2 separate regions of the Mus musculus genome follow, and region 1 is linked to region 2. A link is a loop called in an ENCODE intact Hi-C map of the cell type or tissue named here. Cell type or tissue: heart. All regions are shown on one strand. Each heading gives the region's core, and the rest is flanking DNA. Links, peaks and the distances in the headings are about the cores only. Region 1 overlaps Rftn1 (raftlin lipid raft linker 1). Region 2 overlaps Rftn1 (raftlin lipid raft linker 1).

The links. Hi-C counts contacts between places; a loop is a spot of excess contacts. Peaks named below come from ENCODE experiments on the same cell type or tissue, not always from the same donor. Only the 100,000 strongest peaks of a DNase experiment are listed, where the experiment ranks them.
Region 1: a loop joins it to region 2, with 2.2 times the contacts of the local background. A loop is called at or near these places in 3 of 42 quality-filtered maps.

The regions. Positions count from the first base shown.
Region 1 is chr17:49,979,750-49,995,439 of GRCm38, reverse strand. It overlaps Rftn1 (raftlin lipid raft linker 1), which reads left to right. Exons shown (of 10, transcript NM_181397.2): 10 at 959-2,133. The coding sequence ends at 1,285. Among named protein-coding and RNA genes, the nearest start is that of Gm52302, 47 kb to the left of the region's middle. In heart, for the core only: no CTCF peak of the experiment used is centred there; a DNase peak (open chromatin) is centred at 8,129; H3K27ac peaks cover 1,194 bases.
Region 2 is chr17:50,043,841-50,059,530 of GRCm38, reverse strand. It overlaps Rftn1 (raftlin lipid raft linker 1), which reads left to right. Exons shown (of 10, transcript NM_181397.2): 5 at 3,904-4,294; 6 at 12,031-12,234. Among named protein-coding and RNA genes, the nearest start is that of Gm52302, 17 kb to the right of the region's middle. In heart, for the core only: no CTCF peak of the experiment used is centred there; DNase peaks (open chromatin) are centred at 4,610, 6,600 and 8,890.

The DNA.
Region 1 (15,690 bases), core at 3,972-11,971, 65 kb after region 2:
GTAGAAAGTGACTCATCTCCAGGCTGGCAGAACTATCCTTGTTAGGACACCATGTATCCACAGGAGACATTACTCAACACTGGCTATACAGTGTATGGGGCAGGGGACACCCATGAGAGGAGAGGGACTTCACATAGATAAGAGTTTGCTTGGGGACAGCCATCGTGTCTCAGAGCCAGGACATGGGCTCAGCAGCCTCAAGGTGCTTTGGTATAGTTGCAGTCAAGTCTCTCACCCGAGACAATCTTGCCATTCTCTTGGCAAAAGTACAGTTTCTTCTGACTTCCCTCTACAGCTGACTACTCCAAGGATAAAATACAAGCTAACTTAACCAACTTCTCACAAATCCACAGAAAAGGTCAGAAGGTTCTGTTTGGGAACTTCCATCCGTGTGGGGACCAAACCAGGGAAACATGGTGTCCAGACTCCATGGAGTAGATAAGCAATGCTACAGCAGCCAGCTGGGGTCGGAACGGTCCTCTGGGTGTTTGTTGGGCCTTATGGTGTCTTATAGACAGCCTGGCTGAAGTGCTGTGGTTATAAGGTGACTGAGCTGGGCTAGCTTCTAACAGTTGTTTAAAAAAAAAAGTGGTTTATTATGAACAAGCCACACCAGTTGTAGATTTGCAAGTTGCCTGGGGACCTTCGTCAGCTTGTCCAAGAGGACTGGTGGCAGGCATCACTCTCACAAGTCCTTTAGGAGGGTCTGGGCTCTGCAGCAAAATACCTGCGCCATGTGCCCTCACCTCCTTTGCCCTTGGGCCCATGCCACCCTTCTCCTTCCACAGCTCCCCAAATCTAGAACACACATGGAAGGTGTTAGCAGGCAGCAAGGGTGGGGGAGATGGGTTGGATTAGATTTAGCTTGATGGTGTCCCGGGAATCTGGGGTTTGGTAAAGTGAAGCAGGAGATTGAGCTCCTAAGGGTTTACCCATCTCCACTCTCTGTGCCTTCTAGTTCCAGTGGCGATTCTCCCGGAACGAGATCCACGGCAGGCAGACAAGGAAATCCAAAGGGAAACTCAGTGCCAGCAACAAGCAGCAAGCAGAAGAGAATGAGAAGAATCTGGAAGACCAGTTCTCCAAGGCTGGAGATGTGGGAAACTGTGTGCTGGGGGCACCGCAGTGGGGCAGAGCCTCTGAGGTCAGGGAGCAAAGGCAGGGCTCAGCAGCTGTGCAGAATGGTCCCGCTGGCCACAACAGGGACTCGGTGGCCCTTAGGCACTCGAATCCCAGAGCTGAGGCTGAGCTTGCTGCAGGCCCCACTCCAACAGAAGCAAATTGAGTCCGTGGTTTATGCTAGGCCTGCATTGTGATTGCAAACCTTGGGAAGCTTGCTAGCAGCTGGTTTGTTCTGTGTTACCCTTTGGCTTGACCTCCCATTGTTAGCTCATTGGCCCCGTGAGCGCGGGTCTCTGATGGTGTTGTTTTCTGCACATCCACTGGAAAGCTGTCTTAATGATCCACTTCTTTTAGAGTGCAAAGTTGGCCTGTTCCTCCCAGACCTCAGGGCTGGAGGCCCGACTCTGGTCCGCCTCTTCCACAAGGAAGGGCATGGACCATAGTGCCTGTACTGCCCCACAGGACTCCAGGGCACATCTGGGTCAACTTCTGGGACATCCTTTGCTACAAACCAAGGTTTTTCTGCTCACTCCTACATGCTGCTGCTCTGGGCAAGAACATAGTGACATTAACCCTGCAGCCTGCCGGCTGGCCTTCCCCACCTGAGCTCTGGAGACCCTGCTGTTGTGGAAGGCAAGGATGTTGGAGAATAGGAGGTACCCAAGCCTCCTGCCTGTCTTAAGGTAGTTCTATAGATACTGGTGATCTGGAAACAAACAGGTAATTCCCTAAGCCCCGGCTCTTACAGAATGTTCAAGAAAGTATCCTGTGTTAATATTAATGCCAAAAAAATACTGTTTTTAAATTTTGTCTTCAACACATGTATGAATATGTTGTCATTTTGAGCAGTTGGTAACTGGGTGCCCTTGTGTGCTGTTTTTGTTGATGTGTCATTGAGTTGTATGCTGTGCCTGTCACATGTTCATACTGTCCATAACGTGTTGTTAAGGCTTTAAGTAGAAGCATCTGGCAAACCATGGAGCGAGAACACCAGTTGTCTCGATGGAAACAGCCCTGTCTCTTTCTTGTTTATTTAAAGCAATAAATGACCTGAGTTGAGTGTGTGGTGAGAAGTATTTACCATGACCTGGCAGAGGCCCCAGCATGGTGTCAACCCTTCACCTCCTGGTGACGATTACATTTTTACCTCCTGCCAGTGTGGTAGACCATGACAAACAGCAGAGCTACCTAAACATACCAGGGTTTCAAGCTTTGCTAAAAAGAAGCGGAAAGTGATTTCAGACGCCATCCAGTGAACGAGAGTGCACAGGTCGGTTCAGACCCGTGGTTTCTAAAGTTTCACCAAAAGTTATCTAATGAGGAAAATCTTCTTCATTTCCAAGTTTATTAAAAACAAAACCTGCAAAGCCTTGTTCAGCCATATCTTTTTAAGCTTTAATTTTATGCGTATGGGTGGTTTCCCTGCATATATGTCTGTGCACCAGTCTGATGCCTGAAGCCTGCTGATGTCAGAGAAGGGTGTCAGATCCCTGGAGCTGGGGTGACTGATGGTTGGCAGCCTCCCAGACCAGATGGCTTCAGCCACTCAGCTTTGGCTACATGTTTCAATAACTAACATTTATGTTTTATTTGCTGTGGGGGAAATTTTTAAAATGATTTCAGGGTGCTGTGCCAGTATCAGGCTATCAAACAATACTGGGATGTCTTCTGGGGTTTCACTTACTCTTTTCCCCTCCCACACACCCTGATGGTTCTGACAAGATGTCACTGTAGCATAGAAGTTCTCAAACTAGCTGTACATTAGAAAAACTGAGGCAGTTAACAGCAACAACAACAAAATGCATAAACAAATATGTTTATGGATATTATTACATAGTCCAATATCACTAAAATGTGATTTTGTCACAAAAACAATATACAGTATCATGCCTTTCCATCCATGGACTCCATGTTTAATGTAAGTAAAATTGTCTGTTCTTTTCTCTTTTTTCAGGTTTTTTTTTTCTGCACAGAACACTTCTAAGTTTATTAATTCTGAATTATAGAAAGCTTAAAAATCTTTTAATCACATGTGAGAATAAACTTATCAGGAGTAGTTCCATAATATATTTTTCTTTTTTTCCATAATATTTTAAATTAAAATATAATTACATCATTTTCCATTTGCCCTTTCCTCTCTCCAGCCCCACCTATGTACCCCATTGCTCCCTCTCACATCCATGCCTTCCTTTTTGGAATATTACTGTTACATGATTACACACACACACACACACACACACACACACACACACACACACAAATACAACCTGCTTTGTCTACTTGCTAGTACATGTCTGGGTATGATTTCCTGGAGTTGTTTGTCTGAGGTTGTAAGTCAGTATCTCTATCACTGCTGTCCTCCTTCAGGTCTTCTTTTGGCAGCCATGTTGTTGCAGGGGGGATGCAGCCCCCCACCCAAGCATTTCTGGAAGACACGGTCTCAGCAGGTTTCCTGGTCCTGGCTCTTATTATCTTGCTTCTTTTCTAACATTTTGTTCCCTGAAGGTTAGATGCAGGGGTTGTCTTGTAGAGATATTTACTGCGGTTGAGCAACCCACCATTACTCTTCTCTGGATTTTGGCCAGTTGTAGCTTTCCGTCATGGTCTCCATCTGCCTCAAAGAGAAGCATCTTTGATGAGGGCTGCAGTTACTTGTGGGAATAAGGATAGGTGTTTAGAGTGCAGGTAAGAATTATGCTGGTCCAGTGATGTGGGCATGGTAGGTTCTGCTCTAAAACCCATGACCTCATGAGCTCTGGTGGTTAGCTAGGTTTCCAGCATGAGGCATGGTTTCCGTCCTAGTGAGTGGACCTTATGTACAGCCAGACTATTGGTCACCACCAAGGTGAGTGAGTGCCACTATTGCAGCTTTCAGAGTACCTAGCAGGACTGGTCTTTGTTGTGGTTCATAGGTGTCACAGCTGGGCAGGATTATTGGGTACCCACCCCACTCCCCTCTTCGCAGTTTCCACAGGGCTGCTGTTACTATTGAAGCTAGTCCTCCTGGTAGTGGCTTGTAGGTCTGATCTCATTAAAATCCTCTGAGTCCTGTGTCCAAAGTCCGTGGTGTCTTCAGCAATAGGGATTTATCACCGACATCTGGGAGGCATCCAAAGGCAGCAGCAATGGTTGAAATCGTTGTGGGAGTCTCTGACCAACAGCTGGAAAGGGTGTTTTTCATGTTTGATGCCTGAGGTTTTGTTAGATGGTCTATGGCTCTTGCAGGGAGCATCATCAACCCACATGGCATAACTTCATTAAAAATAATTATGCGTGTAGACTTATATATATTATACATAATTTTAATTAAATAAACAAGAACATAATTGCTTCTGGCTTTTCAAAACATCCCTTGGAATTGCTCTTCCCTCCTTCTCCTTCTGTACAGATCTTATTTTCTCATCCCCTAATTAAAGTTTCCCTCTTTTTCCCCAATCCCCATCATATCACTCTTTCCCTCTCTAGCAACACACACACACACACACACACACACACCAAGGTCCCCTTTTAGTTTTCTGTTCAGGTCATATATTCCAAGTCATATACTCATATATGAACATTTGGAGCTAGGAGCCACAGATGAGAGAAAACACTTATTTTTTTGGTCCCAGATTAGCTTGGTCACTGTGATATTTTCTCGCTCTATCATTTCCCTGCAAATTTCATGATTTTTTTTTCTTCATAGGTCTATAGAATTTCATTGTGTATATGTACCACGTGTTTATCAGCTGAAGGCCATTTAGGTTGTTTTTTGAGGCAGGGTCTCTCTGTGTAGCCCTGGCTGTTCTGGAACTTCCTATATACACCAGGCTGGCTCACAGAGATTTGCTTGCCTCTGCCTTCCAAGCACTAGGATAAAGGCCTGTGCCACCACACTTGGCTCCTTCAGAAGGCACTTCGAGCTATGAATTTCCCTTGTGTGACTGCTTTCAGTACATCCCTGAGATTTTCTTGTGTTTTTATTTTCGTTTAGTTCCAGGATATTTTTTTTCTTTCTTCTGTGATTTCGTCTTCGCCCTGTTCGTCATTCAGCAATGAACTACTTAATCTCCAGGAGTCTGCACATACTTGTTTGCTGTTGAAGTTTTATTACTTTGTGGTCAGATAGAATAGTTATTTTACTTTTTTTTTCCCCCTGAAATTTTTGAGATTTGTTTTGTGCCCCAGGGTGAGGTCTATTCAGGAGAGGCTTCCACGGGCTGCTGATTAAAATGTGAATTTTGGTGTCTGGGTGGAATATTCTATAGATATCTGTTAGGTCCCTTTGACATGAGGTCAATGAATTCTACCGTTTTTCTGTTGATATTTTTGTTCAGATGACGTGTTAGAGAAAGCAGGGCATTGGCACCCCTTACTCTAACAGCACGATGCGAATCTGTGTCTTTCATTTCAGCAGTCCAAGTCTTATGGAGCTGGGTACGCCAGAGTTTGAGCTCCGTGCTTCTCCGTTAATTGTTCCCTTGATTAGAACGCAGTGTCCTTGATCTCTTCCGATGAGTCTCAGTTTGAAGTCTGTTTTGTCAGAGGTTAGCCAGGCAATGAGTGCTTGCTTTCTAGTCCCATTTGATTAGGGGCGTGGTTTTCCATCCCTTCTCTTTAAGGGAGGCCTGTCTGTAAAGCAGTTTCCTGGAGACAACAGAAAGATACATTTTGTTTCTCATTTCCATTCAGACAGCCTGTGCCCTTTAATTGGACATGTAAGGCAATTAATATGTAAAGTGATTCTTTAAAGGTGTGTGTGTGTGTGTGTGTGTGTGTGTGTGTGTGTGTGTGTATTGCAGTCCTTTTGCTGTTTGGTTTGCAGCTTGTGTTCTTAGTTTCCCCTTGGCTTTCAGTAATTACAGCTTCATTTATTTTCCTTCTGGAATCCCTTGGCTACGCTCATCCCTCTTTTTATTCCTAAGTACTGCTTTCAGTGGTCTCTTTATGGTTGGTCTGGAGGACATGAATTCTTTTAGCCTGTTTGTATGATGGTAAGTTTTTTTCTTTTTATAAGTATGGCAGACAGTTTTGCAGGGTCTGCAGTTGGCATTTCTGGTCTCAAGGCTCTGCTTGTTTTCAGAGTTTCCATTGAGCTGAATGTGGTGCGGTGTGTCTTCAGCCCCAGTTCCCAGGAGGCAGAGGCAGGTAAGAACTTGGAGAGTTCAAAGCCTGTCTGTCTGCAGAGTTAATTCCAGGCTAGACCCTGTCTCAAACAAATAAGTAATTAAATGTTTGCATTGAGAAAGCAACTGTTATTCTGACCTTTGTTTTTTGTTTTGTTTTGTTTTGTTTTGTTTTGGGGTTTTTTGAGACAGGGTTTCTCTGTATAGCCTTGGCTGTCCTGGAACTCACTTTGTAGACCAGGCTGGCCTTGAACTCAGAAATCCGCCTGCCTCTGCCTCCAGAGTCCTGGGATTAAAAGGCGTGCACCACCACACCCGGCTTGTTTGTTTGTTTCTGTAACTTAACTTTTTTTCTTTTGCATCAGTCAATACTCTCTGTTCTTTCTATATGTTTAATGTTTAAATGCTGATATGCTGTGGGGAGCTATTTTTTTTTTTTTTCTACTTGACATTCTGTGTGCTCCTTGAATCCCTCTGGTGTCTTTTCTTAGTTTGGGGAAGTTTGCTCTCCTGTCTGTGCCGTTGATGCAGGTTTCTTCTCTCTCATCTATCCCTGTACTGCGCAGGTTTGGTCTTTTCATGGCGTCCCACGTTTCATGGATGTTCCTGTCCTGCATTTAAAAAGTACGTTCATATTCTTTACTTGTACGGTCTAATTCTTCTCCTTTATCCTCGAGGTTAATATTCTACCCTTCAGTCACTCTGTTCTCCTGTGAGGCCTTCTTTCCCTTGTGTTTTTCTAGGTGGGTGATCGATTCATTTCCGCTTGAGTTTTCTTCAATATTTTTTTTCATTGAATTTGCTTCCCAAATCCTAGACTGTCTATGTCATTCCATTCGGCCTTATTGTTGTATTTATTGAATATTATCTTCGAGTTCCTTGAGCTGCTACTTTTCCTCTTCCTTAAGTTCCTTGATTTGAGGATGTTTGTTGGTGTTGGTGTTTTAATTCTGGAATTCATGTAGGTTATTCTCATCAGAGAACGCTTCTAAAGGACTAATGGGGGCCATATTGATTCTGGCAGGCAGTGATGGAGCCTGCTGGTCTACTAATCTGACCTGGCATCTGTAGGCTTCAGTATTTCCTACCTCTCATATCGTTTGGAACCACAAGCATATGGGATGTAAACCATTTCAGGCCTTTGAATACGCCTGAGACCTGGGTTCTTCATCTCCAGCCTCCTTGGTGTAGTCGTTCAAGACAGACAGGGTTATTAATACCGTTGGCTTCAATAAAACAGTGTGATGGCGATGCGATGCTTGTCCTTACTGAAGCCTAGTACAACCAAGTTTAGCCAACAGAAATGTGACAGCAGCATTTATGAAATTCAAATTGCTGTGGTAGTGGTAGTAAGTGACATGGGGTTAAAGACGGGCTGGGTCCTTATTGGAATCTTTGCATCTCCAACCCTCTTGTGCCTGCATTCCAACCCAACTCTAGTATGTTGTGTTCTGTCTGTCCTCTAATCAAAAGAAAACAGAAATTCACAGATGATCCACACTGGGAAATGCTCAGCAAGACCATGTTGACCTCAGACCCATCCCTCTTACAGCGTGCTGGGTACTCCCTGTCCAGCATGTGAGAGACAGCAGCCTGATCCAGGTTCTGTCACATGGGGCTCACAGCATCAGAGGTAAAGATGTGAGGGGTTAAAACAGACTACAAGAGAAAGAAGAGGCAAGGATGCCAAGCCTGTGGACAAACAGGCTTATTACTGACTCAATTATGATAGCAGGATCTGTTTCCAGAGCCCCATAAGAAGGTCATGGCAGCCCTGCGTGAGGAGAGCAGGGCGGGACCCTGTGATCAGCTTTCTGTCCCTTGGTGACCTGCTGATTACTGTCTCCCATGAGAAGTTTGGCTTCCTGTACCTGGCTTGTAGAGTCTGAAGCAGGATGTCACAGCTCAGGACAAGACTCATTAGACCTTTGGCTGGGGTTTTGAGGGGCCTATTTCCAGAGACGGAAGTAAAGCAACATTCACCATAGCTTCCTGCAGATAGCTGCCGTTTCTGCGCCAGACTGAGAGAGTCAGGCCCAGTGTTCAAGAGCTGACTCCGGGAACCTGGCAGGTGCTTGCTGCCCCAGCACTGTCCAGGCAAACTGCATCTCTCTCCAGCAGAGGTGGAGGGCTTCATGAGACCCTAGTGTTGACATGTCCGTGAGCAATCAACATGCACTCTGGTGGTGGGTGCCGAGGAGACCATAAGAAGGGCTTTGTGAACCTTGGTAAGGATTCTGGTCCTGTTTATCCTCCTAGCAATCTTGACTGGGGACAGAAACACACTGGCCAGTTTTAAGTAGGAAAATGACAATAGATTTACATTTTTTTTTTAAAAAAATGAACCCTGTGGCTGCAATGTAAGGCCAAGGCAAGCTAAAGGACTGATGTTTTAGTCCTTCTGATGAGTACTGCTGGCTTCAATGGGAGAGATGGGGGCACAGATACAAGAACTATTTGGCAGCAAAAAGTAATTTTGTTTTATGATCGGGGAAACGAGGGAGACATTAACATTAGCAACCAGATAGTATTTCCTCATAGTAACAAACAGCACCAATGCTGTTACCTAGCAGTTGTCTAGAACCTCTGTGTGGATCCCTTTCCAGGGCTCTAACAATGTACACGAGTCAACAGTCTCTAAAACTGGAGTCTCAGGAGAGCTGTCAATGAGGAACAAGATAGCAGTCACACAAAGGAGAACTGCCTACGTTGGGTCTGCAGAGCATAGCCCATGAGTTCTGCCCCCAGTCTTACTAATGGTAGTGGCGTATCCTCAGCCAGGTACTGGAGGTGAGCCCTGTGGCTAGCTGTCAGCGATGGACTGTATATTAGGAAGGGAGTAAGAGAGCGCCTCCAGAGACAGGTTCCAATCCCACATTGGCTATGAAGAAAGCACAGTTGCTCACTCCACCACTAATACAGCAAAGCCTGTCCTGTATGTAAATGTGTTGCCCACCAGGTATCGAGTTCAGAATGGTTCTAGAGTTTTCTGCTGCCTTCTTTCACCTCTCAGGGTAAGCATTAAAACTTCTGTTAAGATTTCTTGAGTCTTTTTCAAAAACAAGAAGAGGGCTGGAAAGGCGGTGCAGTGGTTAAGAGCATGTATCGTACTGCTCTTGCAGAAGACCCAGTTCAGTGCCCAGCACCTGGGTGGAGCACTTCATAGCCTCCTATAACTCCAGCCCCAGGGCATCCATCCTGTGCCCTCTTCCGGCCTTCATGGGCACATAAGCTTATGTGCACACACACACACACACACACACACACACACTTAAAAAATAAAACATTTAAGTCTTTAAGACAACAAGAAAAGAAATATTATATTTAAAATATTCAGACAAAAAAACTTATACGTTACTGACATATATGAACAGTATAGTCTAAAAGCTAAGTGTGTGTAAAACCCATTCAATGATTCAATGTCAGAGAAATGTTCTTGAGGACAGAGATGTTCATATATTCAAGGCTTATAGAAACCCTCAAATGAAAATGGTCAGGAAGGATATTCCCTATAACTAATGTTATAGATAAGCATCAAACCTGCAAGGTGAAGATTTCTAAAGTCTGCAAGAAAAATCACCCCCTCCTACTTATGGGCAACCTCATCTGTCAGTGGAATTTTATAAAACAAACACAATTAGACCTAGAGGGAGATATATTCTCCAATACCCTTAAAATAAGGGACTTCACTTTGGAGTAAAATTCCTTGGAACTGTCCTCCACATTGATTGTAATCTCTCAAATGTTCCTAAGCCTACTCCCATGTATCCACTCCCAATATCCATGTATCAAGGTCACCAAGACCTTCCCATTACCAAGTCAATGCTCGCTGGTTAGAGCTTAACCTCTCCCATCATAGCAGAAGCGGGGCTGACCAGTGCATCCTCAAACGCGTTCCTTATGTGACCGTTCCTTTGTCTCCTACCTGTCTGTCAGAACACCGTTTGTGTCCCTTCTGAGTCACAGACCTGAACAACTCCTGACTCAGTCTGAGCCACTGACAGAGAAGGGGCTAGTAGAGACAGCATGAAACACACATATACGCACACTCTCACACACATATACACCCACTTCCTCTGTCACACTGTGCACACACATCATACATACATATGCACACATGCACACGCGCACACACACACACCACAAATACATACGCATGCATGCGCTGCTTATCTTTTGTGGTTTCTACGGTATGAACTCAAAATATATTAACTGATAAATTTGTTAATTTATAAAGGAAAGAAAACACTGTTCCTGCACCTTTCCTTTGCAGATTTCATTTTGTTGATGAGGGCAAATTCTTTATAGAATAATCAGAGGTAATGCATTCAGGAAGTACAATAAACGGGTAATTAATCCTTAGTGATTAATGGCTGCTAAGACAATCAGGTAAAAGGCTAGGAGAGCTTTATACTACATGGATCAGATGGACAAGGGTTAGACCCCTGGTCCTTCCTGACATTAACAGTGAGACGGGCCATGGCTTATGTGCCACAAAGGAAGCATGCGCACTTTATAATGATGTAGTCTTGCAAAAAAAAAAAAAACAAAAAACGATGAACTCTGACCCTAAGTTCCAGATATAGCTTAATGACCTGTTTACTGAGACAAAAGATAAAGGACCTTGTTAATAGCACCTTGTGGGGACAGTAAATTGGGTGTTAAATGTCAGACCTGTACAAGGAAAGAGACAATCTCTTCAACAAAGGAATTTGGAAGGACATAACTGTGTTAATAGGTGGGGCAGGATACCGCCTATTAAAAGAAACTTAAAAGACGACTACTTCATGTAAGTTGGTGTCTTTAATTGTGCATTGTTCACATCTGTGTGAGGGTTGTGTGCATGTAGAGTCCAGAGGCACTGGCTCTCCCTAGAGCTGGAGTCACAGGCACGTGTGAGCCAACCCAGTGTGAACCAAACGTGGGTCCTCTATAGGAACAGTGTGTGCTCCTAACCACTGAGTTCCCCAGCCAAGCACTAACTTCTTGTTGTGCCAGTGTGAGGATCTGAGTTCAGATCCCCAGTGCCCATGTCAAATCTGGAAAATCTCTATACATTGATAATCTTGGTGCTGAGGGGAACAGAGCAGAGGGACCCCTGGGCCTCACTCACTGAGTTGGTGAGCCCCAGGCATCTGAGAGATCTTGCCTCAAAACAATAAGGTAGAGAACCATTGAGGAAGGCACCTGATGTGGACCTCTCCCTACACACACACACACACACACACACACACACACACACAGGCACACACGATATCAATCCAGTGTGATATGGGCTACAGGAAAACACAGGATGTTCGGGTGTTAGAAGACATTGAGACTCACTGTGACTTACTTGTTTGGTGTGTGACAACACAGCTTGTAGGAAGTAATTCATCTGTTACAGGTATATTCTGTACAACACTGAAGAATTTACAAGCGACATGGCAAAACCAGAAAGAACATGACTGTGACTGGAGCTGTGTGGTGGACATGTGGGCCTTGCTTTGCTACCTCCTGCGGTGACATGCATTTGGAATGTTCCCTGAAATTTCCTTCCTCCACTTCCTCTCCCCCTCCACCCTTCCTTTTTAAGTAAGCTTAATACAGTTTGTTTGATTTTGTGTTATGTTTGAATGTTTTGCCTTCGTGTTTGCCTGTGTCTCATGTGTGTGTTTGCTTGGTGCCCTCGCAGGTCAGCAAAGGGCACTGGAGTCATGGTTGTGAATGAGCGAGCAGATGCTGGGAATGAAACCCCAGTCCTCTGCAAGAGCGGTCAGTGCTCTTAACTGCTGAGCCATCTCTCCAGCCGCCTAAAGGATTTTTACCAAGCCCCTTAACTCTCTCTCTCTCTCTCTCCCCCCAAGTAATAGTGTGTATGAACGTGTGTGTATGAGTGTGTGCACCCACATTGCTAGTTTGTGTGTGCACATTGTGTGTATGTGTGTGTGCATGTGTGTACAAGTATGTGTGAATTTTCATGCTGTAAGGTCCCTGCCCACAGGAAGGAGCAGCGAGCCCCACTCAGCCTCCTGACATTCTTTCTGAGCAGGACAAGGCAAATGAGGAACGACAACTCATTCGGTGTTACTCATTACAAACCCCCAAGAGTGATATCCTCGCCTGCTCATGCTTAGATACAAGTGCAAAATTTATATGAAGCAAAAATCAGCCAAGTGACTTGATCAATGTCAAGGGCCTAGGAGATAATGTATGAGCTCAGCACCAAGTTTCCTCTAGTCTCTGCTTCTGTTGCAATCTAAGTTGCCAGCTACCCTAGCTGAAGTTTCCTCAGTTTGAATACCAGAGAGATATGGCCCAGCCTGGCAGCAAGGGCAAAGGGGCATTCTTACCCCACAGACCACAAAATACCTTTCAGCACCTAGCACTGAAAGGAGATACAGTGCAGACAAACAAAGGGCATGGCCTAGCCCACCTCAGCAGCTCATGTTGGTGACAGCAAGCGAGGGCAGGGTGTCAAGGCTTAGCTGGGATCTCCAGGCAGGTGACTCTGCCAACAGCAGGCACACAGCATGGTGCTGATGGGACAAAGGCAGGGTGGCCAGCCTTTGCTGTGCTCCCATCCCATACTTCTCTGGGAAAGGTCCCCAGACACTGCCAAACTTGTCACACAGAGGTCTGGGCTACCTTTCCGGTTGGCAGAAGAGCCCCATTGCTGACCCCACAGCCTTGCATCTCAATGTGCTGTGCTTCTGGGTCTCTTCTCAACTCTACAGCCCAGCCCTCAGCTAAGGCTCTGTGGGCCAATTGATAAGTCACAGCTCAGCGTCTTCCCGGGATAAACAGTGAACCGCAGCCCCTCAGATCCACGTCCCCCTCCCTCTTACTGAATCCGGGATATAATACAGCCATGCATTGTATAGCATTGCCTTAGTCAATGACAGGCTACACTCAGCGATCTAAGACTGTACCTCTTAGTGACATGAGAGCCACCTCTGTTTGCCATGTATATTTTTTAGTGTCAGCACAGTGCTGGTCACATAGCAGCACAAAGCAGAGAGCTGAATGCTAGCCATTGGTGACTGCTTAAAATCTGACAAAACTCAAAACAAGATGGCGGCTACTTGGTGGCCCCTTAAGTTTTGATGAAGAAGCTTGTGTTTAGGTCCACAAGACCCTGGGACATGTGTAACAGCAGCAAAAAAATGAGCAACCTCCCTTCCTTACCAGCCCAAGGGTAGAATTGTCAACAGAGCCTCCTGGGTCCCAGCTCTGCACTGTCTTTGTGCAGGCTTCGTTCACTTCCTTTGCTTGTTCTCTGATACTGTGGGTCCAAGACTGCTTGGCTCCTCCAGCTAAGCTAAGCTAACTTGGCCCCTGGACTTGTGGATTTTTCCAACTCTAAACACAGAACTTTGACCAGAGCAGCTCTGAGCTGAGCTTGGGTCACTTTCTGTCCACCTGAGGACTGTCTCCCAGCTCCACACTTAGGGAGGGGCAAAAATGCCAGGTGCTCTCTCCCATCATCCAGTGAGCATGCGCCATCTGCCTGCTGGAGTCAGGAACAAGCCTTCAAAAGGAGGTCATACAAAGCAGGCAAGCAGCGCTCTGAAAGGGCTCTCTACCCCGGGCAATCCTAAGCATGCTCCCACAGCCAGCCCCACCACTGCAGGCAGATTCAACATGAAAAAAGTCACCCACACCTTCGCCCCAAACAGAAAACTGCCCTGGTAAGGCACTTTGCAGAAAGGATTTCTTAATGGCTTTTTCTTTTTTTCTCAAGCTTTGGCAGTTAAGCAGCGATTTCACCAACCGGATCTTGTAACTGCTTCTGTTCCTTTGTTCTTCCCTGCTGCTGCAAGGCTCACACCTTCTCTATCCCGAATTCTCACATTCAGAGATGTGACTGATGGGCACTTCCTGTGCCCAGTGGTCCAGACTGCCTAGCTATCGCTGTTCTCTGTGACACCTGTATCCATCTGCAGGTCTCACGACTCTTCTGCAATCTGTGGTGTCCTAGAGATTTGTTTTGATGTTAGCTTGTCTGGACAGGTTCTGGAGTACTTCAAGCTGGCCTTGAATTTGCTGTATAGCTGAGGTTGGCCATGTAACACTGATCCTCCTGACTTAGCATTTCAGCTGCTAGGCTGTGAGATACCAGCACCTCAGCCTGATGACTCCCTCATTCCACTAACCTCCAATCCCACCCCACCAAGGCCCCATCTACCCTGTAACTTAACTGGATGGTTTTAACTGTCCTTGGTAGGTGTGTCTGTTAAATTTTATCTGCATTGATTAAGTCTTGCAAAGCCTTCTCCTCTTCCAGAGAACTTAAAACATACAAAAGAATGTTACCTGCTTATTTACGTATTTATTGGTATATATTCATTGTACATAGAAAAAAGTTTTACAAGAATATTTTCATTCAAGTATAGCATGCATTCTGATGGCATTCACCCCACTTTCCCCTCTCCTACTGATCCTGCTAAATAGTTTTAGTCCCACTTTCAAATCCTATATGGTTCTAAAAAATGTAAACTAGCATGCAAAATCATGGGTTTTATTATGGCATTTTCACACACACACACACCCCTTCTCTATTCTCTTGTCCCCTGAGCTCCAGCTTTTACCCTTTAGCACCATAAGTCCCCCTCCAACCTTTCATGTCATGTCACATGCTGTTTATGAACAATAGCCATTACACAGACTTGCTTAGTTTGTTAACAGACCCCTCCCACCATACCTTAAATAGGAATTCACTGGTGTTCATTGCACTGTATAGCAGGTCTGCTGTTCCTCTTTTATACCCAGCTCTGTTGTCTTCCTGTTCTCAGTAGAGATATGCCGAGTGAGTGGTGGAAGACAGAAAGCAAGGAGTAGGGTAAGTGTTAATTCCAGTCTTTCTAGCAATCAGCATGAGGTTTCAAGAGGCTTCTGTGAACTGAGGATCAGAGAATTCTCCACCCACTGTGAGAGCCTCTTCAGAGTCCAGTGTGCACTGGAGCAAGCAAGAAAAGAGCCTTCAGTACTTTATGGCTTTCTACTTATAAGTGAAGCTGCCGGGCTGACCTTCTGCAGCTTATCACTACTCAGGCAAGGTTGTACGGTGTGCTCTCAGCTTTCCAGGGCCTTGAGACATGTTCCTCCTTGTCCCTCATGCAAGCCTCTTGCTGTTCCACCCTGTGACTCATAAGATACAGCCCTGTGGTACTGCCAAAATGCGCCCAGCTGCAGAGCTGTTTGCCATTTGTTAATCTCTCAGATGAGGAGATGAGCTGACAGAGTGGGCTAGGCCAGCCTCTGGAGTATCCTCAAGGCTGTGAATTGTAAGGCCCTGGGCAGTCCCAGCCAGACTAGCACTGAGGGCTTGCACCAATAGATTCTGTCCACTTCTCGCTGGAGCAGCTGAACAGGCAGCCTGAGGCTATGCATGCAGGTCAAGTGTCACATAGGCCTGTCCAGGTACCAATGTTTGGTGAGGTCACTTAACACCACAGCTGCCACCAGCAGTGAATGCACAAGT
Region 2 (15,690 bases), core at 2,692-10,691:
CAGCTGTGGTCACTGGCTGGATTGGTCAGGACTTACAAGGGCAGTCGGGATTAAGGCACAAATGTGGATAGTGGTTAGAACGATCAGTGCTGAAACTCCATGACTAGAGTCACCAGGAGAAAGTGGGGCCTGAGGAGAGCCCGGGGCCCTAGATGAAGCCTGTTTGATACCCAGCCTACCCTCCATTGTTAAGCCTCTGAGACTTGTTTTGTGAAGGAGTTGAGAGAATGAGAAAATGAGAAACAAGCCGGGCGTGGTGGCGCACGCCTTTAATCTCAGCACTCGGGAGGCAGAGGCAGGCGGATTTCTGAGTTCGAGGCCAGCCTGGTCTACAGAGTGAGTTCCAGGACAGCCAGGGCTATACAGAGAAACCCTGTCTCAAAAAAACAAAAAAAAAAAAAACCAAACAAACAAGAAAATGAGAAACAGACAGGACTCTGTTTGACTAGAGACTTGGTCATACGACTTTCTGAGAGAGAGAAATGAAAGTGAAGGAACGTGCATGTTCATGCATGCCAGGTGTTCACACACATGCAGATATGCAGTAAGCATGCCTGCCCAACAGATCGTCGTCCCATCACTGAGAACATAACCATGCAGAACACCCCTGACCTGCTGCAGAGGGCCCTCCAGCATGTAGACACAGGAATATCCTGGACAGAATCCTGACCTACAGAGCTCAGCTCAGAATGGCTGACTGAGTAGGTCTAAGGTATCTGAGAATCCACAATGCGCCCTAAATCCCAGGGGACACTGATGCCTAGGGACCTCGCTTTGAGAACCCTGGCTAAGAGTGAATTCAGTACAAAGTAGTGTAGGGCACAAGGGTCTGAGGTAAGCATGGGCTGAGTGCAGAATCTCTTCTCTCTTTCTGCCCGATGGCCCCAGCAGTCTCTGTGTGGCCGCCAGAGGTCCAGACTGACAGAAGAGTCCAGGAATCTCTGCCAGCGCTAGTACCTTTGCTAGGCCCTGATCTGTCCACTTACCACATGCTGTCTGCTATGAGAGGCTCCTGGTTTTTCTGCTTATAGATGACATCAAGGCTCTGAAAATTTCTACCACCTTCTGTGATTTTCCACATCACTGAGGAACAGGTCCGGGGCACCCAGCTCAGTCTTTCTGAATGCCTTCAGGCCCTGCCATTGCCATGGCTTCACCGTAAACTTCCATTAAGGAAGGCGATGTTTCTCTGTGACAAGCTGTTTGCTCACTTTAGATGAGCCCTGCCCAACTTCTCCCCTTTCTCCTTTGTCTATTTTGCTCAGAAACTGAGAGCTCTGCTTTGTGGGGAATGGCTTTCCTTAGCCGAAGGGTCTTTAATGTAATTGTCTCCTCACTCTTTTCTTTTAAAGTTTGTGGTATCTTTCAGAAGCTTTCCAAAATAATTTCAAAACTAGGTGACTATCATAGATCAATAACTAAAAGGAAGGACTTTGGAGACGTTTCCCCGCTCCCACTTTCTCGTTATCTACCTTTGAAGAGGAATCTGAGCCAGAAGCAGGCCTGTGCACATACATGTGCAGTGGTTGTTTGGCGTTGAACTGAGGAGCACCTAGCTGATGGTAGAACGTGTGTATATGTGTGCGTGTGCATGTGTGTATGTTTGTGTGTGTGCGTGTGTGTGTGTGTGTGTGTGTGCGCGCGTGTGCGTGTGTGCATGTGCGTGTGTGTGTGCGTGTGTATGTGTGTGTTTACTGAGGGGGTTCTTTCCAGAACAGCTAACACTGCAGTTGTGGGTAACACCACTGGATTGGCTGGGGACCTGGGTAGAATAGGGGGAGTGAAGAAATGTAAGAAGGGCAGGTGTTCCTTCTGTGTCTCTCTGTCTCTGTCTCTGTCTCTCAGCTAGTGAGGAGAGCTGCTCTACACTTACACTCCTGTCTCTGTCTCTGTCTTTGTCTCTCTGTCTCTCAGCTAGGGACGAGAGCTACTCTACACTCTACACTCACCCTGTCTGAAACCCCAGAATGTGACAGCCAAGATGAAGTTGTCTTTCTTCCTGAGGTTTTTGCTCATAGTAACAGAAAGCTAACAGCCGAGCGTGCAGGGCGGGTGTGCACAGATTTAACATCCTGAGAGGCTCCGACTCTGTCTCAAGTCTGCTTCTGCCCAAGCCTGGCTGTGAACTGTAACTCCCCACTGCGAGCTTACAACTCCCCCCCAACCCCCCAGGCCTCACCTAAAATGGAGACAATGATACACAGAACACGATGTAAATGTCAGCACAGCGCCCAGACCATAGTGGGTGCATAGTAGGTCTACTATTGCTAGTCTTGCTTTCATTAAAATAAAAGACTTGGGTACATCTGCAACTGGTGTAGATTTTGTGTTCTGGAATATTCTGTGTGGAACCAAGATGACACAGTTTAACTAACATAGGATAGTTGGTGTGAGGAGGGCCGCAGAGGTCACTTCTCCAGTAGCTCCATGCTGGTACTTCTTGCTGATTCCTGATCATAGCTGAGCACTGCAGAAGCCTTGAGGGCTCCTGAGATCATGCACTTAGCAGTCAGAGACTAAGATTTCTGTGACTTTCCTCCTTGCTCATTGGTCCCAGGGCTTGAGCATCCTTGCCGGGGAAATCTCCGGAAGACCACCTCCTACTTTCGGCTGATTTGATTGGATTCATTATGCGATTACTTCTAATTATTCTTTCAGTGTCCTTCCTACTAAATTCAACTGCCTGGGGCTGGTTTCATGGAGTGCTCATGTGTCACAAGATACCTTGTAGAAAGATGGTCACGTTCCTCTTCTGAGCTCAGGGAGTGAGAGGGTATAGCTTCCGGTTCCTTGCGTGAGATGATATGTACCATGGACTGGGGATCGAAGGGCTCAGTATTAGCTGTGGGTCAGGGTTGGGTGCTCCGAGGGTACCATGGCTTCCCTCAGGCCTAAGGGCAGGCAGCACGGGGAAGGATGCCCATCAGATTCCCCACCTAGGCCCTCTGCCTAAAGTGCTGCCTTCAAAAGGGGGCTCTTGGGATCATGTGCTGCCACCCAGCAGTGAGGGCTTGTGGGGCAGCTGTGCTGAGTTTGTACTCTAGCCTCCTGGGATGGTGGAGGAGAAAAATTAAACTGTCACCATGAGAACTTCCTTCTTCAAATTCTATTTGAGCTTATTCTGTCAGATCCTTTGTCCAGACTCATGAAAAATGAGATTAGAACATTGAGGGAGCTGCTCAACCAGTAAAGCGCGTTCCACAAACACAGGAGGACCTGAGTCAGGACCCCCAGAGCCCAAGTTAAAAACAGAACATATCAATGCATGCTGTAATCTACCGCTGGGCCCTGGAGCTGTGGCTCCCTAGAGCTCATTGGTCAGTCAGCCTAAACAAATAGATGAGTTTCATCGAGAGATTCTTTTTCAAAAATAAAGGTGGAAAGCGATCAAGGACAGATACTTCATATTGGCCTCTGGTGTCCATACTCAAGTGCATACATAGGCATTGTACACACTCACCAAAGAGGAAAAAAGGAAAAAAAAAAGACATTATGGCACCGAGGAAGCAGGCTCAGGGGGATCTGTAGTTCAAGGCAAGATGAGGCGTCACAGTGATATCTTGTCTCAAAAATTATATAAACAACAACAGTAAAGAGGCAGCTAAGTAGTAAAACTGCTGCTATTGCAGAGGCCTGAGTTCAGATCTCAGCATCTGTGTCAGGCAGCTCATAAATGGGTGTAGCATGGCATAGACACACACACACACACACACACACAAACACACACACACACACACACGAGAGAGAGACTCTTCAATAAATAACCAAATGCTTAAGTGTTTTCAACAGTGAGACCCACCCTTTAGGCCTCCGCAGCTTGTGCTGACACTGGGAATCCACAGTGGTCTCAGTGCCTAGCTGTGTCCCATTTACAAAATCCCCTTTGTCTCCTTTGTCTCCCAGGTGCAGGAGGCCGCCAGTCAGGGCTTGAAGTTTGTTAGCGTGGTGCCCCAGTACCAGCCCTCGGTGAGCTCAGCAGGCAGCCGGCGTCTCAAGCCTGTTGCCAACAGTGTTGAAGATGCCAGGGATGTGAAATGCACCTTAGGGGACCGTTCATCCTTGGAAAATGATACTCCGAAGGCTGCAGAGACGGATGCTGCCACTGCAGGAGTGAACCGAAGACCGGAGACCAAACCAGGATCCACAGGGGACGTGCCCAGTGCCCAGCAGCCTGGCATTCCCTCTCCCTCGGCAGAGAATGAGGCTGGCGAGTTTCCACTGCGGGGTTTGCAGCCAGCACTGGATAGATCAGAGGGCGACCCCTCAAATGGGCCTGAAGAGCTGCCCTCCAGGAGTAAGTGTTCAATGCCAGGAGTTCTGACCTGCTTAAAGAGAGGTTTTTTTAGTATTCCCCAGGGCCTCTTAGGGAAAAGGAAATGAAATTAGTATGAAGACACAGTAGACAAGAGAAAGTTTATCAAGTAGCTGTCTGGGCTACACAGCTGTTTACCAACTGCAGCTGTGGACCATGTTGAGTGAACAGAGCCCAGTGAAACTGACTTGCGAGGACTCCAAAAGTGGCTTCTAGACGAAATAGTCTCAGTCAGTGTTCCCGGATGGCCAGGACCTTCTCCACCCTCACACCCATACAGAGAATGTGAACCACTCTCCAGTGAGCTTGGGCGTTCTGCTTCTGAGTGTCTGCCTAAACAAGGGAGTGAGAAAGCAGGGAGGAGGGCGTACCACGCAAGAGAGTAATGGCTCTGCTTGCTCGGATGGAAGCATTCTGAATGCAAGAAGCACATACAGTTGACAGATGGGCACCATGGAGAAAATGCTTTGTCACCACTGTGGGTCTTCTCTGTCAGTGCTAATGACTTGATGATGTCATGTAGCAACCCACCCATAACAGACAGCAGTTATTATACTTCCCAGTTACCAGACTCTGCCATCCTTTAAAGGGGCCATCGCTCTATTCTCTACGCACTCTTATGAGTGAGCTCTCTTACCACTTCCGGGCTGGGAGCTGGCACCCCTGGCATAGGACGGCAGGTAGGGTTGACACCACCCATGCCTCCACTCTACTTGGCTTTTCCAGTGTAATAGAATGAAAAGATTTCCTGAAGCCTTCTGTAACTCTCATAGTCTCCTTTTCTCTACTTTTGCCTGGAAATCCCATCCATTGTGTGGGTCCTTATGTTAGCAGTGGGGCCCTCTCTGGCTTTAGGAAGGTGACCATAAGTTGCCTGACAATAGAATACCCACAGAGTTGCCTTAGTGTATTTGTTTAGACCTTTCTATACCATGTCCCCAGTCACCATTTCTACTCTGTATTAGCTAAAAACACTTGAAATTGACCTCTTGCAAGTGATTTGGCTGCTTGAGAATAGGGGCAGTGAGTTGATTTTATTTTGTTTATTTATTTTTTGCTAAGTCAGCACTTCTTGAGGAAAAAAAGATGGGATGGTCAGATCTGAGATCTAATGGCAGGGTTTCCCTGAAAGGACTGCCTCAATTCTGAAATACAGTAGAGCTATCATTTATTCAAGACCTTGATCTTTGGTTTAGAGATACTGGTAGGGTTTTTTTCACTTCGCTGAGGTAGACTACTGTCTCACCTTGATGGTGGCTTGGGTTTAGATCTGGTGTGAGGGTCTGACAAGCTCCATCGTGAGGCTGGGGGGCTGAGCATACTAAATTCTGAGAGGGAGGGCGACTGTAGAGCCATGTGGAAGATGAGGGTCCAGGTCAGGCATGAAACCCGGGAGGGAGGCATAGCAGCCATGGGAGACAGGCAGCACCATGGAGAGAAAACCCATGTCTGTGTGCACCTTCTAGCTAGGTGGTCGTCTTGTCCAGATACATGCCACTAACATCCCCATGGGAGCTCTTATTCAGGGCCCTGGCTGCACAGTGCTACCCCTCACAGAATCCTTTTAAGAAGAAATGAGACAGTTGATCCCAAGAGTCTATCAGGAGTGTGGAGACTGTGTTCCAGAACCCACCTTTCTCCTAGACCTTGAGAAGGTTCACTTTCTGGGTTTGACCTTTAACCCTTTCCTAGAACCCTTCCCAGATGTCCAGTGCCCTATTTCTGCTCTAGGGCTCCTTGACTCTCTCTCTCTCCATTGCCCAGGTTCTACTATGGCTGAAGATTGACACCAAACCCTCCTGTAATGCCCAGAGCACTTAGGCCTGCAGTCTCCATTTCCTGGGGTCCTTGTCCTTTTCTGCAAATTCAAATCCTTTGGTCACTGGTGGGTTAATGTGTCACGGAGGCCTCAGTCCAACAGTGCGTGGGAAGGGGGTTTCCAGCTGGAGACAGGCCAGGGGCTTGAGCCACACAGCCCATTTTAGTCCTCCCAAGTAGACAGCTCGTGCTCTCTCTCTCACTCTCTCTCTCTCCCTCTCTCCCTCTCTCCCTCTCTCCCTCTCTCTCTCTCTCTCTGTGCATATCAGCAGCCCCCACCCTGCCTTGCAAGCAATCACAGCACTCTCCTTCCATCTCCAGCCTTTTCAAATTAGTTGGTAGACACACGTTGCTAGTGGAGGGCCTTGGTCCAGTTTTCCCCAGGTGTTATCTCGATTACACTCACCACAACTATGACAGGAGATGCTACTGTGGCTCCCAGCTCACAGATAAGGACCGTTCCCTTCCTGAAGGCTGGACATTTAAGGACCCTGTCTCCACAGGTCAAAGCCCTTATCTGACCCCAGCTTCTCTCCTGAGCCTTTCCCTAGGGAGTTTAGCTTGTTTCCTTCTCTGGGGCGTCTGTTCACTGCCCTGCCCTGAAAAACACTCACAGGGCACCCAACCCCAGCCTCACCATCCCATACCCTGCTCAGCTGTCTGCTTGCCCCCTAAAGAGGTTGTAATGTTTAAGTCTCTTTCTGCAATCACAGCAAGACACTTTAAAAGGATTGCAGAAATTGCCTCCCTTGGGTAGGAAGCAGCTAGCAGTAGATCCAGTCAGGGACAGTTCACAGTGGTCTTAAAGGAGCTACAGGGAACATGGCTGGGCTGACCCATCCCTGCATTGTGGTGCTGATGTTAAAGGGAGAACAGGTGGGCTGACCCCATCCCTGCATCATGGTCCAGATGTTCAGAGAGAGAGCTGTTGGGCTGACCCCATTCCTGCACTGTGGTGCTAGTGTCAGCAGGGAGAGCAGGTGGACTGTCCCCATTCCTGCATGGCGGTCCAGGTATTATACCCTTCTGGATCTTCTTGTTCATTAATTGGGGACTTCTTGCCTGGGGACTTCCTGATGATATGAAGTCACTGTGAGATACACCCCAGTACCCCTTACAATACCTTTGATCAAGAAGCAAGAACCACTTGGGTGTGCTAGGCAGAGCAGGGGTGTTGTGCCAGGCAGTCAGATTTGAGGCCTGGGGTGGTTGTGCTGTGTATTTTTCTTCCCGGAGTTTATGGAGGTACTTAGACCTTGTCACTCTGCCTCCTCCACCTGAGCCACTTGGTGCGACGTCTCTAGGCTCCCACTGAGTCCATGAACAAATGTCCCCAACTATGGCTACCAGCATCTACTTTGTATTCTATTAAATTAACCTCTTACAAGAATGGGGCATGAGCCCAGAGTCTGAGAGGATTGAAAGATCCCAGGCTCTGCCACTCACTGTCAGGGATTCTGAGAGATACACCTGAACCTCCCGTGGAAGTTGAGAGCATCAGGTATCGTGGGAGGTCACACCTGGCTGAGGTACCTACATCTGGGTCTGCTGGGTTTGTCGTGAGCTGCCATGTCAGGTGGCCTCATGCTGGCTCAGAGATGTCCTGGGCTGGCACCATGCCTGTGACAAGTGAGAAGCCTTCCACAGGTTCAGGGATGTAGTGGACCTTCCCATCACTGCACCCGCAGCCCTGCCTTAATAGAAGACATTCATCTCAGTTCCCCCTGCCCATGTCTTGAGCAGCTTGCAGTCCCCACCCAGCTATGCCTGGCTCTCCAGGCTCAGCTGACTGCCCCAAGTCTGGCTTATGGTGCCCACAACTCAGACTCAGTTCTCGGTTCTGTTTCCTCTGAACCACAGCTCTCCTTGGACACTGAAATCCAGCCATCCCTGTGGCTCGTTCACAAGCTGCAGCTCTCTGATTCCATAAATGCAGACAAGCTTCTATCTACACTATAGCTCAGCTCAGGCCCACATGTGGCCTGAGAACAGCATACCTTTCCCTTGCCATGCTTGCCTGCATGGCATAGCCCGTCCCCAGCCCGGGTCTCCATGTTCTCCGTTTATCCTGCGCGTGTCAATCACAAACACATGAGACATTCACCGTGGTACAGGGACCTTGGAAGGCATAAGAGTTCCAAATGAAATGTGGCGAGGCCCCATGTCATGTCACAGGGCAGGACAAGAAGACAGTCTGGTACTCTTTGGCTGCTCTGCCAGCCTAGTCCTTCAGCCATTCTCACAAACAATGCCTTCCTTTGGGACTTTCCCACATCTGGAAATTGCTTCCAGCTGGGATCATAGTAGCTTATAGAACAACAGAGAACATTGAAACAAACCTGGGGCTCCTCGGAATCCTTGGTCCCTGCTCACACTCGAAATGTGTCGGAGTTTGGGGGACACGAGAGCATCGAAGCAAGTGGTTTTGGGGGTAGTTTCTCTTGGCTGGTGTCCCTGTGAGTGGATCTGACTAAAGGGTTGTGTGAGATCAGGCCTCTCCTGGTATCCCATCGCTGCTGATTCTTCTGTGGTTCTTCATCTGCCATTCTCCCTTCCTTCCTGAGAAATGTGCTTTTGTGTCAGGCTGCTGGGGAGGTTGGAGCCTGGAAAGCCTAGTTGCTGCCAGCCCTTCCTACCTTACCTAGCTGTCCTTCCCGCCCTCCTCCACCACAGCCTCTTCACTTCTCATTTCGGCCTTACTCATTCTCTGTTGCGTGACGCTTTCGGGAGACTGGTGCTTATTCTTACTGCACCCCGTGAGTGAAGATGGTCTTCTGTGTGTTCAAGTGCTACCAGCTGTGACCACGACCAAATTCCCACTTCCTTCTTCCAACGCAGCAGCTCTGAGCAATTGCTCCTGTTGCATTTGTGCCTAACTGTAACCGACTATAGGGCCATGTTCTGGACCAAACCTGTGGACAGCTCTGGCCAGGAGTGCTTCAGAAGTGACTTTCGGTCCAAGTGGATGGGTACCTCAGTTGTCTCGTCCTTAGTGGATGCAACTAAGGTGACATTGTCCCAGTGGACCTGTGTCCCTGATGAGGCACAGCTGCCCTGTGGTAACTGCTCACTAACATTGCATCTCCTCATTTCTATCCCTGCTCGCTCTGTCTTCCCAGCATCATCTCTTGTTCTGTAGACACTGCAGATTATTCTATGATAGCCATGATTTTGGTTTGAGTGGGTGAGTTTATTAAGTGTGCAGCAAGAATAAACAGCAAATAGATGATAGGTAAGTAAGTAGGTACAGAGACAGACAGACAGACAACAAAATGTCATTAATCCAGGTACTTAAAACATCAACAGAAATTGGTGGAGGAAGTTGAGGCAGGCAGGCAGAATTCCAGCTGAGCTTCCTGTCCACAGATTAGCTTCCCACGGCTGGACTGGCTCCTCATCCCTGCTGTGGGCACATTCCTATCACAGGATATGCAATAGTAACGTCTGTTGATAAAAGCTGGCATCTGCCTCTTCTCAAAGGACAATGTTTCCCTCTCCAGCCTTATGGCTGTTCTTTCCTCCATCACAGAGTTGGGAGGAAAGCCCCTTCCCAGACAACTCTTCCTGGTGGACGCTTGAGACAAGCACGCTTGGATTTGAAATGGGGGCAGGCAGACTCAGCTTCTCAGTGAGCTCAAATAGCATGACCGCTAACCCATACGATGTGTATTACAGCAGTGTCAGCTGCTTGCATGGGAAAGCTTGGAGGGTCTACTTTGAAGGATCCTAAGACACACCAGATCAGACTCTTGGCTGCTTGTACTGAACTTGAGGCACCCAGGACCAGAAGATGATGCTGCATCACCCAGCCATTCCCTCCCTAGCCTCATTCCCTGGCTTGGGTCCTCACTTCACACATTTTCCTCTGGCACCCCATTCTCATCGTCTGGTGACTGCATCTGCACGCACCAGGGCCGGATTTCTTGTTTGAAATCTTTTCTGGGGTCGATACAGCATCTTGGGTCAGGCAGGTGGACTGGAAGGGAAGTTGGGCTAGGGCTAAGGACCGAACTGCATGGGCTGTATACAATTCAGGTGGCTGGTTCTGTAGGATGGAATAGCTTGATGAAACTCCCTGTCAGTTCAGCGGTTAGTGACAGCAGGTCTCACAACTCAGGGACCTCACTGATGCTTGATCAGATGGGGCTGGGAGGTTTCCTTTGTGCTAGAATGAAGCTCCTACGTGAGAAGCTTTTCAGGGCTCTGAGAATGAACCCGATTGTTACGTAACTTAAGGTCCCAGTACAGCAAGCAGGGATGGTTTGTTCTGTGCTCCAGAAACAAACTCTCCTTTAAAATCCTTTTATTTTAATAAAGGAAACTGGGCCAGGTTTAAAAAAAAAAAATCAGTGTATGTGGAGTTGGCTCCCTAGATAAGAGTGCTTCCTGTACAAACACGAGGGCTTGAGCGTTGAATCCTCAGGACCCAGGTAAAAAAGCGAGGTATGGCTACACATGCCTGTAAACCAGTTATCGAGGGATGCAGACAGGAGAAGTTGAGAGTTCGCTAGTCATCCCGTCTAGCCTGAGTGGCAAGCTTAGTGAGAGGCTGAATCTCAAGGCAAGAGGCAAAAAGCGACAAATGAGACATGTAAGGTCTCACACACACACACACACACACACACACACACACACCAGCTAGTACTTATACAACATCCAAATGGCCCAATCCTGAAATTTGGGAGCCTCCATCCCAGAGTTTAAGTGCAGGCGTCATCCCATGTCCAAAACACACGTATGATTTGTGCTTCTCCCTAATGCCAGCCATTGTGTATGACCTTTAAGTCATTGTGTATGACCTTTTCTGTTTGAGAGATGGTGGGGATTTCCTTATCACTTCGAACGATGTTTTGGCAACCAGTGCGTATTCCTAACCAGCCTGTGCAAGCAACATTTTCCAAGCTGGGCCAGCTCTTTTGGCTTGACTAAATGAATGGTGAAAAAATAGACTCTCTCCAGTGTATACTGAAATTCCAGGTATTTGCTGCTGGCCGCGGTTCCCGCTAGCTGTGGCTGGCAGCATAAACAGCAGGTGCAGTCAGCGGCGGGCTGCTGCAGATTATTGATTTCTGGGCTATAAATGAAAGAGTGGAGAGCTCCCAGCTTCACACCCAGGGCCCGCCTGGCTGATTGAGCTGACCTGCTCCTCCAAGCAGGAACCCCCATTTACAGGAACATATTTATTTTTACATATCAATGTACTTGATGTACTTGATTGAGTATTATGGGTTTGGCCCCAGGAAACTCTCCTGCAGTTTATAAATAGCAAGTTCAGGGATGTAAAAAGGTTCCTGGAATTAGGGAAGTGTTTTTTTTTTCTTTTTATGAATCTCCACCACCACCACCCCCTTTATGACTAACTTCTACATCTTATTTCACAAACACTTATTTCTTACTTATTTCTAGAAATACACTTCTTCCAGATGCTTAACAATGTAAATTAATTCTGAGTTATCAATTATATTTCAGATTCAAAACCTAGTTCCAGCTAGGGATGTAGACTATTTGCCTAGCATGTGTGAATTAGGTTCCGTTTCCAGAACCATGCCGGCTGAGTATGGTAACATATCCCCGTAATTCAGAGGCAGGAGGACCCTGAGTTCAGGATCACCCTTGACTGTATAGCAAGTTTGAGTCCAGCCTGGAGGGTGTGAGACCTTGTCTCAAAACAAAAAGCCAACAGCCTCTATCCAAAGCACAAGCTCCAAGGCCCTACTCCCCAAAAGCAGCCTGCCTCAGTTACTGCTGAAAACGGAGTTTTATTATCTGGCAAGAGAACGGCCTCAGGGATTCACAGCTGATACCATTCCCGGGCTCCAGGGAGAACGCGCTGAACCCAGTTTAGCAAATTGGTTCTGTGGGCTAACCTCTCTCTTTATCCTTTCTATGAATCCCAACAGAGATGGAGATCTTCGCCTTTTTCAACAGACCGAAGAGCCAGCAGAAATGTCGGCAGTACTACCCTGTCACCATCCCCCTCCAGGTCTCCAAGAACGGCCAGACAGTGAGCAGTCTAGACGCCAGCTGGCTGGAACACATGAGTGACCATTTCCGGAAAGGCGGTGTGCTGGTGAACGCCGTCTTCCAGCTTGGCATGGCCAATGGTACGGAATGCTTTGCCACTTTTCTTGTTGCTTTGATCTTGGTTCTTCTTTCCAGCCTCCTCCACCAGAAAGCCACATAATCAATAGACACACAGCATTTGATTTCTAATTAGCATAGCTTGGGCAGATCTCACAAAGGCTAGACCCTCTGCAGTGACCCGGTGTCTTCTTGAATGAAGATGGTGGGTTTGGAGGCTTTTAAGAAGGCGACTCTCTGGGACTGTTAATTCCTCCCTCCGCGCTACCCCCCACCCCGGGTGCCCTTTAGATGCCACTCCAGAGTGCAAATTGTTTGTACACATTATTGCAGTCTGAAGTAGCAACAGCAGCACCTTGGAACTGAAGGCTGGAAATAATGGCAGCACCTGGCTGTAGTGCGCTGCTGCTGGGACGCATGTTCCTGTGCGCTGCCTTAGAAGTGGGCTCATCTCTAGGGCCTTGCTTCATGAAATAGCACTATACTATCGATGTCAGCTTTTGAGGCAGAAGGAAAGTCTGTCCACAGTGGGGAACGTTCTTGAGCCAAGAAAGGGTTTGGGGGCAACATGGCCGCCTTTGAAGACAAAGAAGCAGTTTGAGATGTGGGGCTGCCGTACCAGCTTGGGCAGGGGTGTAAGTCAGCCAGAAGCCTTAGGAAGTGAGGTGTGACACAAGCCTGTGGATCCCAGCAGAGCCCGACAACCGTTGACGACAGGGTTGGTGATATGCAGCTTCTCCTACGGGAGTGGGGCTGGGAGTAGAGTTTGGATGCTGTATTCTCTGTGAAGGGCCAGGTCAGCCTTCTTAGAGTAGAGATCCTGTTGTTGTGAATGTGAAGGCTTTGGATGATGCGTAGCCTGGGATGATGACAAAGCAGATGGGTCTCAAGGCAGGCAGCAAGGTCCTTGCTTGTTCCTGTTTGACTAACAGTGATATAGTCAATGGGCCATTATAGCAGCAGGCATGATGAACAGGTGAATAACATTGAACATCTGAGATACCAAGAAAAGCATCTAGGGCATTGCTGTCCAGTAGGATGCTCTGTGATAGTAGAATGTTCTGGATTGTGCTATCCCATGGCCACCGGCCATCTTGGACACCTTTGACTTAGAAACTAAATTTTACAGTTTAGTTCACATTTGTTCATTTAAATATGGATAGCTCTGTGAGTCTAGTGGATTTGAGAGTGCAGCTCTAGAGGACACAGTTAGTTAGTCTGGCCTGGCGTTAACTTTTAAGGGGGTGGGCTTTTTATTAGAGATGAAGAAGTGCACACGGAGTACAGCACACAGGAAGACCCTCCTGGCAGGGCAGAGGGAACACTCTGGGCCCCCAAATCTTGTCTTTCTTTGAGAGCTGGGGGTTTGATGGTCTTTGAGATGTCCTCATCCCCTTAAGTCAAGATTGGTGAGCTTGACAAAAGACAGGGAAGCTGATAGGCCGACAACATTGAGGTAGGCGTGGCCTGCTGGGGCCTTGACCTTGTCAAACTGGTCAGGAGTCAGGAAAGTGGCTGATAGGCCTTTGTGTCAGGTCAGGAGTTCAAGGAAGAGGGAAATCTGCCATCTTTATTATCTATTTAGGCCCAGTCCCTATCTGTCTATCGGGGATCTGTCCAACTCCAAGGCCCTCAGGCACGCAGCACAGAAGAGAAACGTGAGGACAATGGCTCTTTACCTGCTGCCACCTCTCCCTGCAGCCTACATACAGCAGTGCCTTGAAGCCCTCAAAGCAACCCTGTGAGCTGGGGACTCCGTGTCTGTGGGATAGCTATGGAAACAGGTCCTCCCAGCTAGGAGGCGTCAAGAAAGTTGGAAGGAATTAAAAAAAAAAAAAAAAAAAAAGGGAATGGAATAGAAGAGAGGTGGGAAGGGATAGGTATCTTGGTAGGAAATTGTCCTCTCAGATGGATTTTGGGTGACCCTTGGGAATGGGGAGGGGAAGGCACCAAAGTCACCAGAGAGAGCATCAGGGATGACCCTTGCAGTGCAGGCGAAGGGCCACTGGGTGATCTCCAGCCAGTGAGTCTGTTTCTAGGAGGGTGAGAAGGGGCAGCCTTGTGCCGAGCTGGTTTTGCAGGGAGAGTTAAGTATGTTCCAGAAGCCAAGGGCAAGGTCAACAGGTGACTGGACGCTTACATCTGAGACACTCTAGATACCTCATCTCTTGTGGGAAGAGCCTGACTCTGGGCCTGCCAAATCCCTGCCACTGTCAGTGCGCCCCGAACCTGTGTAGTCACTACTCTCTCCCCTTCCTGCCTTGGAGCTCACTTCAAGGCTCCGTGTTCAGGGCTGGCCCCCACTTATCTTACTTGTCTGTGGTAATTTCCTCCTGTAACCCCCTGGCACTCTCTCTGCTGGAAGAGCCATTTTCCTACCTTGATGCTGGAAGGGAACATAGTTGAATGTCCACTGAAGGATTTCCTATAGTGACTCACTCAGCAGTGCCTCTTGGTGGGTTTTTGGCCTGTTTTTCTAGCCACTGTTTCCTATAAATTCGAAGGTAGTTCTGCAGGCTATCCAAATGAAGACTTGACTAGACTATATTCTAGATGACATATTCTGTTCATTTGTCCGTTACATTGCACAGGACTTTTGCGTTGTTGTTGTTGTTGTTTGTTTGTTTGTTTGAGACAGAGTTTCGCTTTGTAACACTGACTGTCCTAGAACTCACTCTATAGACCAAACTGGCCTCAAACTCATAACTCTGCCTGCCTCTGCCTCCCAAGTGCTGGGATTAAAAGCATGAGCCACCACTGCCCAATGCTATGGGTCATCTTAACTGGATGTATCTCTATTCCTGACAACCCTTCTTTAAGCAATTTATTTTATGTGTATGAATGTTTGGCTGCATGTTTGTATGTATACCATATCTATATCTGGTGCTTATGGAAGCTAGAAGAGGGCACAGTTTTACCTGGAACTGGAGTTACAGATGGTTATGAGCTACCATGTGGGAGCTTCCAAGTTCAGCTCCTTTGTAAGACTACCCAGTGCTCCTAAGAGCTCACCCATCTTTCTGGCCCCTATTTCTGCTCTTCTGAAGAAATAAATCATCCCGAGACCCCTTGATGCACCCTAGTCTGTGGTAGCCAGGGTCTCTCATTCAGCTAGTGTGCTGGATGTTGTCGGTCCGTGATGCTGGATGCCTTGCAGTGCCTGACCTGGGGCTGTGGTCCTAGAAGATTGCTGAAGAGCTGCTGCTTCTCAGTCTCTGGAGTCCTGAAGAAGTTGAGTTAAACGCAGGCTGCAGCAGTAGATGGATGAACTTGCCCGTGAGGGTAGAGCTAGCAGGCAGAAGGCAAATGAGATGCCACCAGAAGGGATAGCCCGGATTTAGGGTCCCTCTACCTGATTCTAATAATCAACTTAAGAAAATGCCTCATTGGGTATGCCCAGCAGCAGGGTTTTAGCCAATCCCACCTGTTAAGTTGTTGATCACTGCAGAGGTCATGACCTAGGAAAACCGATGATCTCA